2 separate regions of the Mus musculus genome follow, and region 1 is linked to region 2. The links are chromatin contacts, found by POLR2A ChIA-PET in ENCODE. All regions are on one chromosome and are shown on one strand. The core of a region is the stretch at or near the end of the contact, and the rest is flanking DNA. Distances in the headings are between cores, read along the strand shown.

Evidence for each region. ChIA-PET counts read pairs that join two places held with the same protein, here RNA polymerase II (POLR2A).
Region 1: POLR2A ChIA-PET joins it to region 2 with 16 read pairs in Patski. The contact joins the promoter of Bod1 here to the promoter of Stc2 in region 2. POLR2A ChIA-PET finds 5 or more read pairs at or near these places in 2 of 5 experiments (Patski and embryonic stem cell).

What each region holds. Positions count from the first base shown.
Region 1 is chr11:31,668,993-31,676,600 of GRCm38, reverse strand. Bod1 (biorientation of chromosomes in cell division 1) reads left to right here and starts at 4,739. Exons shown (of 4, transcript NM_001024919.1): 1 at 4,739-5,100; 2 at 7,233-7,357. The coding sequence starts at 4,900.
Region 2 is chr11:31,365,847-31,373,357 of GRCm38, reverse strand. Stc2 (stanniocalcin 2) reads left to right here and starts at 3,297. Exons shown (of 4, transcript NM_011491.3): 1 at 3,297-3,646; 2 at 5,490-5,632. The coding sequence starts at 3,496.

The sequences.
Region 1 (7,608 bases), core at 3,490-5,989, 300 kb before region 2:
ACTGTGTCCCTCAGTCTGGCTACCAGACTATTGAAACAACGAACCCCAAAGAAATCAGAATAGCTTCAGGAATCTCATGCTGGGAGAAGAAAAAGTCATACCAAAATAACCCAATTCTCTCCTCTGAGCTTTCTCCTAGTCCAGCCTCGTAGACCAGTTCAGTGATATGCCATAGACAAGTCCCAAGACTGCACCCACCTATTCCAAATACTGACATTTAGGCATTATCCAAACTCATATCTTATATTTAAAAGAGTAAATTTCCCATTCACTCGCTCATTCTTTCTGTTCTTCCATCCCATTTACTGGGAGCTTGGATGCAACGGTGAACACAGTTCCTGCTTAGTGGACTTTGGAGCTCGTGGGGAAGGTGGAGGTCAGTCCAAGAACCCCCTAAGCAAAGCGTAAGTCCAGGACGGCACTATGTTATCACATATGTGCTAAGGATCTGAAATATTGCTAACAGGATTGCCATGGCTGCAGAGCCTCTCTACTATCCTGGAGAATTGGCTCTGACAGTTTCTCAAAGACCTATCACCATGAGCTGATGTCAGAATCCAGTCTAGAGCCCCCTGATGTGAAAAGCCCATGGATTCTCTATTCTTTCACACAATCCTGGGAAAGCCACCAATCCCATTTTCCAGTTTCTGAAAGATCTAGACTTAGGCTTGTGCAGGTTCCACCTTCTCATAGGCTTTGACTATTCTCATGTAAATATCCTAATATCTAATATGCATAAGTTCACTGAGTTTGGGGCAACTAGTCAGAAAAGGGGTGTTGTCTGTTTCCGTGCTGGAGATTGGACCCAGACCCTGCACATGCTAGGTCTGCATCGTGCCTAAATCTCTATCCTTGAAAAGTTTTAAGACTAAGACTTACCAGCAGTTTTCTAAAGGCCACCAGAAACTACATTACTACCAAGACCAAAGTTAAAAACAGTACTGCCTGGTTTGAAATGCTCTGGGCTATAAATGCAGCAACAGTGCCCTCTGATGGTCATTATTGTACATGTTTTGTGGTGGCATTTTTGGTTTCCCTTAGCAAGTCTTAGATTAATAATAATTAATAATTTCCCATAATTTGATCACTTTCATCCTTAGTTTCAATCCTCAACAGGTCCAGGTTATAGCAGTTATAAAAGCAAGCATACAGGGCATCAGGAGCTGCACCTTGTCATGGACCAGAGTTCCAAGAGCCAACACACAGGGCCCAACATTGGTGAAATACTGGACTGTAAACCTGGTCCAGCATCACTTTCCTATTAGACTATGGCAGATCACCTCAGCATTTACTGCTATACTAGGACTTCCTGAAGGTGGTGACTGTGTTGATTTGAAGAAAACGGACCCATAGGCTCATAGGGAGTGGCACTATTAGTAGGTGTGGCCTTGTTGGAGTAGGAGTGGCTTTGTTGGAGGAAGTGCGTCACTGGGGGTGGGTTTTGAGGTCTCAGATGCTCAAGCCTGACCTATTCTCTCAATGTTTCTTCTTGTTGGCTGCTGATTCGATTTAGAACTCTCAGTTCCTTCTCCAGCACCATGTCTGCCTGCATGCCTCCATGCTTCCTGCCATGATGATAATGGATTAAGCCTCTGAACTCTAAGCCAGCCCCAGTGAAATATTTTCCTTTAGAAGACATGCTCTGGTCATGGTGTCTCTTCACAACAATAAAAGCCCAACTAAGAAAGGGACTAAAATATATTCTTATCTACGTATACTCTGATCAGACAGTTAATGGAGTTGCTAAAGTCAGAGCCTGGGCCATGACAATCCTAACAAGCCAGGTTCATCCACTCACTGACCTCTAAACAGCCAACCAATGAGACATGTTGGAAAAGCAGAGAAAGAGATCTAGTCAATGTGGTCATGTGGAGAGAGGCCTAATGACGGCACCAAGTCTGCCTTCCAGAGACCTAACATGAGGTTGAGATTAAGAGGTATGGCCGGGTGTGGTGGTGCACACCTTTAATCCCAGCACTCAGGAGGCCGAGGCAGGTGGATTTCTGAGTTTGAGGCCAGCCTGGTCTACAAAGTGAGTTCCAGGACAGCCAGGGCTACACAGAGAACCCGTCTCGAAAAACCAAAAAGGAAAAAAAAAAAAAAAGAGAGGTATGCATAATTACTAAGCTGGTCAAGTTGTTCATATGGTCTCCTGCAAAGTGGCCATCAAAGTTGTCGGAATGGTGTGGAATCTTGTTCCAAGCGACAAGCTTTCCAGCTGGCTGGTACCAGACTTTAAATACTCCCTCTACTAGCATGAGCTTCTTCAGAGAGAGCCCATTAGATTTACTAGGGACTACTGGCTCAATATTCTGATAGTCAAAAGGGCACAGCTCAAGGCTCTTTAGCATAGCTTCATTCCTGTCAGGATGGTTGCGCTATTCTACAAGTAGGAAAGGGACAGGGACTTTTAGCCAAGTATTGTGCTAAGCACCAAAGTCAAAACAAACAGTTGTGGTTTCTACTTTGAAGATTATACTCTGGGTGTGGTTGGGGGCATCGGGGTGCAGATGGCCAATCAGCCTATAAATTATTCACTTCCAGTTACAACAATTGCTTTAAGAACTTAGCTCAACAATAGACAAAATTAGACCGGGGACCAAAAAAAGATTTTGTGAGGAAAGAATAAGATATGGTGTGCCTAAAATGCAACCTATAAGAAGGGCACCCTGCCTCCAGCCCTCCCTCCAGGAGGGGCCAGGGTTGAACTCTCTAATAGGACTCCCTCAGAGCCAGACATGAGAGGTCAGCATGGGTCAGTAGTAGAAACAGACTTGAGATGTCCCAAAGGGTTGCAAGCTGTCATGACACATTGTGATCAGCTTAACCTTGCGACTGGCTGAGCTGTTGCTAAGAAGTATGAACTGAGAGTGGCTACTTGTTTTGTGCTCTAATTTCAGTTCTCTTGGGTAGCAAATGTTGGGTGAGAGCATCTTGGATCACTGCCTACTGTGCATCTTCCCCGGAGCCAAGGGCACTGTAAATGTTATCCACATCTTTTTCAGTTGTCATGGGTGACGAGGAGGAACCACAGCAGATGTAGTTCTGAGAGCTGGGGAAGTTGATGAGTTGATGATCAGCCAAGAAACAAAGAGGACAGAAGCACCTAAGAAATCAAAACTGTCCAGGCATGGTGGCACACACCTTTTAGCCCAGCACTTGGGAGGCAGAAGCAGGCGGATCTCTGTGAGTTCAAGACCAGCCTAGTCTACAAAGCGAGTTCTAAGACTGCCAGGGTAGTTAAACAGAGAAACCCTGTCTTGAAAAAAAAAATCAAATATGATCTCTCCTATAAAATATATAAAATTTGTGTTTAGAAGAAGAAATTAAGTTTTTTTTTCCTCCCTCACTTTGTAAGACCTGCAAATGTTAGAATCCCGTGGACATTTTTTATTTACACAAAGGAATTTGATGGCCTTTTCTCCTTGGTGCAGTGACCTCTTTCCCCTTCCTCCTCTACTTCTTATGCACAAATTCTTTTCAGATAACTGAGTAAGATTGTTATGTTGGACCCTAGCCAACTGAGAAAAGACAGGATTCACCTTCCTCAGAATAAAAACCAAATGCACTTCCTGTCTAGGTGTGTTCCCTCCCCTGCCCTTTCCTGCCCCAGCAAGCCTCTTGATCAAGTAAAGTTTGCCTCATCCAGACACTTAGCTGAAATGATGGTCTCTCTTAGCAATCCAAACTTTTTTTTCTAATAGGGGCAACAGTGGGGAATTCAGTGCAGACTTGTGGGTGTAAAAGCTAGGGTATTTTACTTGTTGTAAAATGACAGCTAGCTATCAGGACCGTGGATATGTTAGGTTAAACACTGGACCACAGCACCTACTATACTTCATCTAGGTATATATATGACCACGGTAATTATTTCTGTTCTTCTATTTCTGCATCTGCACAAAGAAATAGTAGTGCCAGCTTTCAGGTAGTTGTGAACGTATTTAAAGAGTGCAGCACTATTACATCTAATTCATTCTACTTACTGGATCTACTATTAGTAATGCTGACAATATTTAATGCTAAGGCGAAAATCCACACATGCAAAAAAGACTTAACAGCAGTTTTTATTTTCTTCTTGTTATTTTACGAGTTCGTAAAATGAATCTGCATTGCTATTAATCAGGCAGAAGGGTACAAACTTTTGAACAGAAGTTTGATTAGTAGGCAGGTTAGAGAGCTTGAGAGGGTATAGGCACTTGCCACTGAGCTGGAGGATACGTGTTCGATCCCACCACTTACATCACAGGAGAGACCAGTGTGTCCCAAGTAGTCCTCTGACCTCCACATATGTGCTGTCGCACGCTCCACCGCCCCTCCCTGCCACACAAAAAGTAAAAATTAATTTTGTCAAAACAATAAGATTAACCCATTGTTAACCAAATCTCCCAGATCACATTATTTAAGGGGATCGTGGGAATGGAGCGACTGTCAAAAGCACAGGCTGCCAGGCATAAATACAGAGCTGCTGAATCACAGTCGTTAAAGGATACACTCGTAATCTTTTAATCAGTTCTGCAGGTGACCCGGAGGTCTGATTTGGGAGGGCTGCCGTGACTGGGTAGGTTCTGAGCCTACAATGCCCAAGCTGTCCCGCAAACTAGCGCGAGCGAGCCAACAGCCTGCCGGGAGTTGTAGTTTCTAACGGCCAGACACGGGCTATAAGAACATAGGTGATGGCTCCAGGAAACCAACCGTCCCACAATGCAAAGGCCGTCGGTGACGCCATTAGACGAGCGCCGGCAGCGCGGCGAGCGGGGAGCGCCTTGGTCCCCGCCGCCTCCCACCCTGCCGCCTCCGTCGCCGCCGCCTCCGTGGGCCCCTCCGTGTCTGCGCAGCTCTGCCCGCGGCTCCCGGAGGAGCAGCGGAGCGCGGGGCCCGGCGCGGGCGCGGGGTGCGGCCATGGCGGACGGTGCGGGAGCAGGCGCGGCGGGCCAGGCTTCGGGACCGTCCGGGGGCTCGAGTGGGGCCGGCGGCCCTGTCAATCCCGCTTCGCTGCCTCCGGGAGACCCGCAGCTCATCGCTCTCATAGTGGAGCAGCTCAAGAGCCGTGGGCTGTTTGACAGCTTCCGCCGGGACTGCCTGGCCGACGTGGACACTAAGGTACCTGAGCCTCGGGGGACCAAGGGGGGCGGACCATCCAGTTGCTTTGACGTGCCAGAGCCCGGAGTAAAACAAAAGGCACCTCGAGAGCCTGGCAGGGACGCGCTGCTCGGGGCACTACCGGTATCTTCTGAGTGGTGCACACCCGACACCGGAGCCCTTACCAGCTGTGATTTTTAAATCAATCAATCAATCAATCTATCTATCTATCTATCTATCTATCTATCTATCTATCTATCTATCTATCTATCTATCTATCTATCTATCTATCTATCTATCTATCTATCTATCTATCTATCTATCTATCTATCTATCTATCTATCTATCTATCTTCTGAGTGGTGCACACCCGACACTGGAGCCCTTACCAGCTGTGATTTTTAAATCAATCAATCAATCAATCTATCTATCTATCTATCTATCTATCTATCTATCTATCTATCTATTCATTTATTTATTTATTTATAGTTCTTTCGCTTTTCTGAACTTGAGGATTCTTTAATGGCTGCACACGTATACCCACTCCATACCCAAGAAACTTGTGTTTTACAACCCATGGGAAAGGTAGAGTACTTTAGAAGCTCCACCCGTTCCCTTGTTCACCTGGGAGGTGATTTTTAGCACTGGCTGGATGGGACTGCACGTTAATAGTCCCTTTCCCCAGCTGAATCATTTGCAGACTTGTTTGAGGTCAAATTGGGATAAGCTGTCGAATCAGCACCTTCTTTTTTTCCATTTAACTAATTGAAATGGAGTTAATGGCTATGTTAGATCCAGTGCCAAAGGCCAGTCTACCGTTAAACAAAATGCTAATTCACCTCATTTGGAAACTTTGGAATGTGTGTCACGGGGCAGGTATATAGTAGCCAGAACATTTCCTTTCCCATTACAAAACTTGCTTGCCAAGATTAAGGTGTGGAGCTAGGAGCCTCTTTGCTGACTGAGAGGGCTCCCCAGGGTAGTGGTTGCTCCTCATGCTGTCAGGGCTGTGAGTCACCAAGCAAGCTGGTCTAGTAGGCCTTAGCTGGGGCTCAGCTGTCAGCTACAGGCTGCTGGGGCCTGTCCTACGGCTTTGATGTGCGGTAAGGTCTTCCCTACATAGACATGTCTTAGGCCACAATCTGCACAGGTAGGCCATCCTTCCTGCTTCCATGTTCTCGTAGAGCGACCAGAGCCATGCAGACACTGACATGCCATTCACCAAGGATCGGGTGAAGAGGTACTATCTGCCTCCAGTTGGAGAGAAGGTCAGGGGCTCAGAACATTCCTTGTACTCACGAGGTAGTTTCCTAGTCTTGTTCTTAAGCTCTGAGGAAGAGGATTTAGACTAAGTGCCTCAGGCTCCTTTGAGGGTCACAGCTTTCCTGGAAACGCTTCACAGAACTCCCTTGGTTGTAGCTGTAGGGACTCTTGCTGAGGCTTGGGTGGCTGTTTCATTTGGAGGGGCCTTTCCTTGGTATACTGCCATGAACAGTCACTGTGAGTCAAGCAGACAGGAGTGTTTGCATTTTAGGGATGGAAATTACTGACACTCAGAAATCAGGTGACTTGTAAGAAGTCAGTGCTCGGCCTCAAACCCTGTTCCTTCCAGAAGCAGCTTGCATCTGTCCTTGGCCACATGGAGATAGAGGGCACCTTTGTTTCCTCTTTTAAGCCTGAAAGTCTAATGTAAAAAAATGAGGGCAGCATAGTACTAATAGGGTTTCCGCTCGTGGAGTTTCTTTAGAAGTAGATTGGCTTAAGGGCTGGAGCAAGAGCTCAGAGGTTAGGACTGTTCTTCCAGAGGTCCTGAGTTCAATTTCCAGCAACCACATGGTAGCTCATAATGAGATCTGGTGCCCTCTTCTGGCCTGCAGGCATACACACACTCTATACTTAATACACATAATAAATAATTTTTTTTAAGTAGATTGACATATATAGGCAGTGCCCTGCACTGTGCCCAGCCACTACAAGACAGGCACCCTGCTGGCTGTTGCCTCATGGCCGCTGTACTGCAGGTGAACGCTGAGGTTGGGTGGGAGTGTGTTTAAAGGAGAAGATGTGTTTCTCTGAAAAGCAGTTTCCTGAATGGCTCAGTGCCAGGACATTGGCACACACACTAACACGGTCTCTTCTGAATGAATGTCTTAGCCAGCTTACCAGAACCTAAGGCAGAAGGTGGATAATTTCGTGTCAACACATCTGGACAAACAGGAATGGAATCCTGCAATGAACAAGAACCAGTTGCGAAATGGGCTGAGGCAGAGCGTGGTTCAGTAAGTAGAGAAAAGGTGGAGGCCCCAGCGTGAATGCTACACAGGCTGACCACAAGTTCATGGGGGTCTTGGTCTGTGGTACTTTGTAGCCATCTTGCTGTCTTGTGCATCACGGAGATGGTGAACAGAGCCCTGGAGTGCTGGCTGCTCACTCTGGGTCATTCCTAGCTGTGTGCATTTGGTGGTGGCTCTGGAAGGCCTTCCAGATTGCCAGGCTTGCTCTTCATTCTTTGAAGCTTTCAGTGTAATCT
Region 2 (7,511 bases), core at 2,048-4,547:
CTAAGGAGAACCCAATCAAAGAGCATCTTTTGTCACATCTTTAGATACCTATCAAGATGATAGGTCTTCCACAGAGGGTGCAGATATGGCAGCGTGGCCCAGTCTTACCTCGTCTCCCTCTTTAGCACCAAACTAGACAGCCTCCTTCTCAACACAAAACTCACAGTGTCCCTCCTCTTTTCTTGTGTTTTGTCTCCATGGAAACATTCTTCCCCTTGCATCCACTTGGCAATACTCTCCTCTAGCTTTCAACCCAAGCACTTCACTCTTGGACTTGAGTGAGGGCAACTGGTAAAGGGAAAGCAGGGGTCCCGCCCCGCAAGTCTGGCTGTCACAGACAAACCAGTCCTGTCTCAGCAGTTATATGTCTCAAACTGAAGTAGGCCTGTCCACAGACACTGGAGCCCCAAGGGCAGCACTGGCTGGCCAGTTCTTGCTCCTCCAAGTCTTAGGGTGGATGTTAGGGTTAGAGAGATACCAATTTTTCAACCTTGCAATGTGTTTGATGCCTGTGCTTAAGTGCTAGCTTTGTAAGCGTCCTCTATTGTCCCCAGCCCATTCCACTCAACTGCCAAACCCAGCCCGAGGGAGATAAAGGAGTCTGCAGAGAAGAGGGAAATTACAACAAAGACACCAGTGTGATCCATGCCCCACAACATTTGCTCTGGGCCTTTAGAGGATTACTCAGGAAACCTCCCAGTCTGTCTGCAGCCCTGTTGAAATGGACTGGGAGAACATCTTTGTCTGCATGCTTTGGCATTGGCCAGAGATGAAACTTCAAGAACGGATACCCATGTGTGCTTATACCACGCATCTAGCTACTATGTGTTCTTTCCAAAGCAGCAGTAGGTTCAGGGGGAACCATGAAATTCCTTTGAAATGTGAAGTTAAAGCCTCAAGATGATTTTTTTTTTCAAACCATGCAGATCCTCTGAGGGCAGGTGCAGGGCCTCTCTACAATGGAACAAAGTGGGTGGTTTCCCTCTGCTGCCTGAATCTCCAGATTCTGTTTCTCTGATATTTTTGTTCCATGAAAGAGGCCACAGAGAGGTTACCTAGCTCTAAAGTTAAGGCTGAGGGCCACTTGACTCTCCCAGGAAATTTTCGGCCTTAAAGGGTGGGGGCAGACCAAAATGCTGTTCGTTTGTGTGTTTTGTTTTGTTTTGAAGGATGTACAGGAGGGTCTTCATCTCCTAAACTAATAAAGGGAGCTAAATTGACTATTCAAGCAAGCAAGGATGGTCCATCATTATACCCAATATCCACCACTTTCCTCAAAAGATAAATGAGGAAGTCACTGCTATTATAGTGACGAATGGCCAGTTTCTTCCTACCATCGAAGACTAAGAGATTCAAACTGACCATTTCCTGGGGCCGAGAACTGTATGGTACTAAGACAGAAGCTCCAAGAAGTCCTGCCCATTGGAAAGCCCATTCCCAGGGCTCCTTCCTCCTTTCTGAAGCAGCAGTCACCCTGACCCCCAGCTTCTCATTTCCCTCGCTGGAGGGCAGCTGGCACCCAGAGAAGCTGAACAGCTGCGGAAAGACAACCTGCGCGCTCATTTCTATACCCCTCCCCCAGGTGTGTCACACGTAGGCGCAGAAGAGGCTGAGAGCGGGCCTCGCTTCGGAGGCCCAGGGTTGCAGTCGCCGCGGGCGGTGGGTGATGAAACCTCCCAGGCGCATTACTGCAGAATGCGCGGGCGAGCGGGAAGTCGGGCAAGGACGGGGGTTGAGAGTTGGTACCCAGGCTCACCTGTTCTCCAAGACTAGGGTGGGGACTGCGGGGGAGGGGCAAGGAGTGCCAATACCGGACGAGTGCCATGTGGCGCTAGGTGGCAACGCTCGCCTCTCCACCCTCCCCCAATCAAGCTGGCCCCCCGAATTACTCCTTCGGGTTTATGAGGCCAAGAGCAGCAGTTCCTGTCCCGGGCCCAGCGCGAGGGAGACGTGAGCGTGCACACGTACACACACAGCAGGGAGGAAAGACGCTCCCGGCAGCGCCCAACTTTCTCCCCGCTTCCTCCAGCAGCGGAGATTGCAGCTGAAGGCGATCTGATTCTCAGGGTGCTTAAGGAGGGGGCTCCAAGAAGAGGAGAAAAAAATAGAAGGTCCCAAGATTTGGGGGGTGGGGTGCTTTAATTTTACATCAGAGGACTGCAGAGTAGAACAAACAAACAAACAAACAAAACCCGTAAGTGGGCCGAGTGGCATTTGGAGAAAATTGAAGACTGTATTTGGAGACGCCTAAAGTTGCCTGTCAAGCTCTGGCCTCTTGGGCACGCGATGGTCTGTGGCCGCCTGACCCAAGGCTGCCTGGGCCTCCAGGCCACCAGCCAGGAAATGATGCAAATGAATTTTCACCTGGTGAAATGAATTGTCACTTGGATCCCTGAAGCCCAGACAGGAATCCGTCTGGACTGGAGGAGGAGCGAGACGAGACGCCCCAGGTGTTATTGGACCCATCAAATTCAGGCAGAAAGTGGGTAAGTCAATCAGGCCAGCAGCTTCCACGCCTGTCCTCAAGCGCCTTTAAATAAAACAAAAACCAAAAAACCCAAAAAACAAAACAAGCGTCAGGACGCTTAGGAATTCCCACCAGAGTTCAATTTGCTCGCACCATCTCTGTGACCAGGTATCTGTCCTAATCTGTTCAGGTCTCCTGGCTGAGAATGTGACTGTGTTCCAAAGAGGAAACTTTCCCAGCTGGATATGAACCCTGGGGACTCTGTCCCTGTGAAGACCGACTTCTCCTGCCCCCCACCCCCCTTTTTTTAGTTTTTAGTTGCAAGTAGAGTTGGCATCCGCTTTAATTTTTCCCCCTCAGTCCATTCGGCCATTGCCCCGGAGCACACGCGCACGCGTCTCGCACACACACACACACACACACACACACACACACACACACACACACACACACCACGCAAACGCGTGCCATTGCCCCGGAGCACACGCGCACGCGTCTCGCACACACACACACACACACACACACACACACACACACACACACACACACACACACACACACACACACACACACACACACACACACACACCACGCAAACGCGTGGCCGCCGCCAGGTCTGCAACTTTGTGGGGCGATCGCGGAGGCGCTCCGCTTCCTCCCGTAGAAGTTGGCGCAGGCCCCGCCTCCCGCTGTGTTGTCAAACGGGCCGGGGTCTCCGATTGGTCCAGCCTCCGGGACAACACCTGCTCGACTCCTTCATTCAAGTGACACCAGAGCTTCCAGGGATATTTGAGGCACCATCCCTGCTATCGCCGGGCACTCGCGGCGCGGCTAACGGCCTGGTCACATGCTCTCCAGAGAGCTACGGGAGGGCGCTGGGTAACCTCTATCCGAGCCGCGGCGAGGAGGAGGGAAGGGGCCAGCGAGGAGGAAGAGTGGGAGGAGGGGGAAGCGGCGGAGGAGGAAGAGGAGGAGGAGGGGCGCACAAAGAATCCAGGTCTCCAGGCGGGAGGGTGATACCCAGAACCATGTGTGCGGAGCGGCTGGGCCAGTTTGTGACCCTGGCTTTGGTGTTTGCCACCTTGGACCCGGCGCAGGGGACGGACTCCACGAACCCTCCGGAAGGTCCCCAAGACAGGAGCTCGCAGCAGAAAGGCCGTCTGTCCCTGCAGAACACAGGTAAACGCGTGCGCCCTGCAGCCCAGAGCTGCCGGGGGAGAACAGGGTGCATGCTCGCGGCGCGCCGGGTGCCTTTAGCCCCAAGCCGGCGACCCGAGCTCACCCCGGGCGGCACAAACTCTCCGTGGCTCGGGACGTGCAGAGGGAAGAGCGAGGCGAAGCGAGGTCTGGCTCGGGCTGCGAGAGCCGGGGATCGGCACGTGCTAGCAGGGTGATGAAATGGCTGAGGCAAGACTTGTTGCTAGCCTTCCCCGGGGCTGAGGGGAACCGAGGCTGTGCCTGACGCTGCTGCCAGCTCCAGCCAGAGTCCCGGGCCCGGAGCAGGGCGCACTTCGTCACGCCTGGCCCGTGCGAAGTACCAAGGGACCCCAGAGCTGGGCTCGCCCTGCACCCAGAACTTCGTTTCCAAGCCGGCCAGCCTGGCATGTACTGTCTCCGTTTTCTCCAAAGATGCCGGACAGCCCAGAACTTTGCTGGCCAGTTAGGAACTTTTCCTTTGGGGGAGGGGGTTCGCAAAGCGTACCTCTGCTGCTGCAGCCATGCTCCTAGCCAAGTCAGCACGGGAAGAACTGTTGACACGATCCGAATCGTGCGCGGCCCTGCTCACCAGCAAGCTGCAGTGCAAAAGCCTGACGTGTGGCACACGGGGCTGGCCTTCTTCCCAGCTCCCGGGAGAGAAAGAAACGTGTCTGCCGCTCGTCTCCTTACGCCCCCACCCCCGCAATTCCTCGGGGGCCGTGTGAAAGCGGCGGCCGTGGCGTGCGTGCGCTCCTTGCCTGAGCCGGAATGCACAAGTGCTGGTCAGGGTTCTCCAAGTGAGTGATCGCTGCCCTGCTCGCGACCACGCGTGGAGTCAGTTCAGCCTCTCACCCCCGCTTGTCTAGGCGCACAATCAAGGGTTCCTCGTCCGCCCTGCCTCCTCTCGGGTTTAGGCACCCCTTCACAAGCACAAGCTCGTTCTCATGCTAGATTTCATCTCATACAGATTTTTCGACTCGAGCCCCGCCCTTCTTCCAGAATACACTTTCCTCATTGTAATTTTGCGGTTGGTTTAAATCGTAGAACTGAGCGAACCGAGAGAGGCGTGAGACTGCTCTGCCGCAGCCTGACAGCTCCCTGTCTGTCCTTTCAGGCTGACGAATTAGGACATCTTGGAAGAGGGAGCAGGCTCGGGGCCTCTGGGATTCGAGGGGATTAAGTGATATCTCACACCGGATCCCTAATTAAAAGGAACCTCCAGAGAAAGGTGGCGGGTGGAAAGGCCAGCCCCCACCTGCCTCCTGCGTTCTGAAGCTGGTGCCAGCTGCAGCTTCCGTGGCCTAGCATTTTTAATGCGGGTGGTTTGGAGGCACGGCTTTAATAGGAATCTTGTTTTGATTTTTAGGTGTTGAATCATAAAGCTGAATTGAAGTTGCTTGGACGCTTTCATCTGGGTTCAGGAAGGAAATGGCCAGATCTTAACGGCAGTGGCTTCTGCAGCCTCAAGTAGAGAACGACATTTAATTCATAAAATGTGGTCATTTTCAAATCTTATTTTCCCTGTGGGTTTTAAAAGCTGAAGTGCTTTGGGCTCTTGAACAGTAGTCCCACAAGTACCTTCATTAAGTGGAAACGATAGAAGGAAGAAAAGAAAACGCTCAGACTAAATTCTGATTGTTATATTTGTTTATTTTGGCTAATTTTACAAATACACATACTTTTCATATGTATTAGAAAATAATGACATTTTCTTTCCACTCCTTAGATTCTGAAATTGGCTCCACTTTTCTCTCCTTTTTTTTTTCTCTAGCCCTTATTAACACTTAGCATGGCAGAAAACTTTGTATATAATTTTTCATTTTAGCGGAGATCCAGCACTGTTTGGTCAATGCCGGGGACGTGGGCTGTGGTGTGTTTGAGTGTTTCGAGAACAACTCTTGTGAAATCCAGGGTTTACATGGGATTTGCATGACGTTTCTGCACAACGCTGGAAAATTCGATGCCCAGGTAAAAAGAACATAGAGAATGAAAAATATTCTGGGTTGGTATAGTGTGGTTGAAATATTGGCTTGGATAGACTTGTGAGCAGATTTCCTGGGTTTAAGTTGCTTGAGAGAGTCTGGTGTTTGCAGGTATGCAGCTGGGCGCCAGTAGCTCCACGTTCCCCCATTGCTCTGCTCTCCGGAGTGCCATTAAGCCAAATCCTTTTCTGCATTCTCATGCTATAACCACACAGGCAGAGCAGACTGGACACCAAAGCCAGTGATAAAAGTGAACCCATTCCTCAAACCCAATACATTAGGAAGAAAGGGCTGAAGTGGTAGAGATCCTAGGTATAGGTAGCAAAGGTTCTTCTGATATATGCATATGTATACACACACACACACACACACACACACACACACACACACACACACACACACACACAGAGGCAGGAAGCCTAGACAATTCACAGTCTCCAAAGAGAAGGGAACAGAGTCTCCTCTTCCAATCTGAAAAGTCAAAACCATGACCGAACCTCCCTTGCCTTACAGTCATAGCTGAATCCACCTCAGATATATCAAGGTAGAGCTGAGTTGCTGCCCAGGGCAGAGAACCAATAAGCAAGTTGATGGTTCTGTCACAGAAGGCCCAAATGTGTGTTTAGATGGCTTTGTGGCATTAGGATTGTCTTCATTTTGTGCCCTGGCTCTCAGCCCCGTTGAAACACCCTGTTTTATCTCATGCACTTCCTCTTTTATTTCACTGGAGCATGATGACGAAGTTCGGAAGAGGTCAACAGTTGAGATATGATTTTATAAAAGTCACCAGTCACCATCCACAGACACCTTGTGGACAGCCTGACAAGCAAGGTCTGTCCACCAGAAAGGGATGTGATAGCCCCTGCAGCCTAAACTGTGGAGGATGTGAGGTAGCAGAATGGGAAACAGAAACCAGGAGGAAAGGGAGAGAACTTTGAACTCCTCAAGACTCCATAAAAAGATTCCCCCCAACCCCCTGGAGCTAGGACACACACCATAGGAAATCCCAAAGAGAGGAGTATGTCTTGGGCCTTCCCACCGGATGTCAGAGAATACAAGAGGGCTTGTCACAGCCCTCACAGAGGTCATTGCTTGTGTTTTCAACCAACCCTTCCAAGTCACTTCTCAGCACACAGCTACTTAAGAAAGAGCCAAGCCCTGCCCTCCATTCCATTTGGCTCCAGCCAAATAAAAGAAACAGGGGCCACAGGAAGGGTGTGTATGCTACGTGGGTTTCCACTGTCTGTAGTCCTATCTAAAGAGAAAACCAAAATAAATATGCTGGTTGGCTTCCTACTTCCAACCTAACCTGGTTTGCTTTCTCAACTCAGTGATTTCCAGATCTGCTTCTAAAGAAACAAACAAGCAAAAACAAAAACCAGGGCTCACCTCTTCAGATGGCCCATCACCATAGTAACTGAAGGGAGATTCATGGCTGGTCACCCAACAATGTCTCTAGGCCAGGTTGTTAGGAGTGGAGGCAGGAGCTTGCCCCCATTTCCCGGAAGCTGTCTCCTTTCTGGCCTTGGCTCAGTCTGCTGGGGTTGCCAGGAAAGCAAACTGTGGGTCACATGTGTGCCTGGCTGGGAGGATGCTTCCTTTCCCACTCACAAGCTGCCACGCTACATGCCAGGTGGACCTTTTAGAAACTATAATCCCAGCAGTTTAAAAGCAAAGGATGTTTCTCCTGGAAGCACAAGAGGAACAGATAAGACAATGAGACCTAGAACAGAAATGCAAGGTTCCAAGATCATGGCCTCCATGGATGGAGAGCAAAAGAGAAGTGTGCTCTCGCTAATACTAGCCAAGGAGTTATGGTCCAATCCCCTGGGGTTCCAGAGAATTTGCTACCGGGCAGCCTCCAC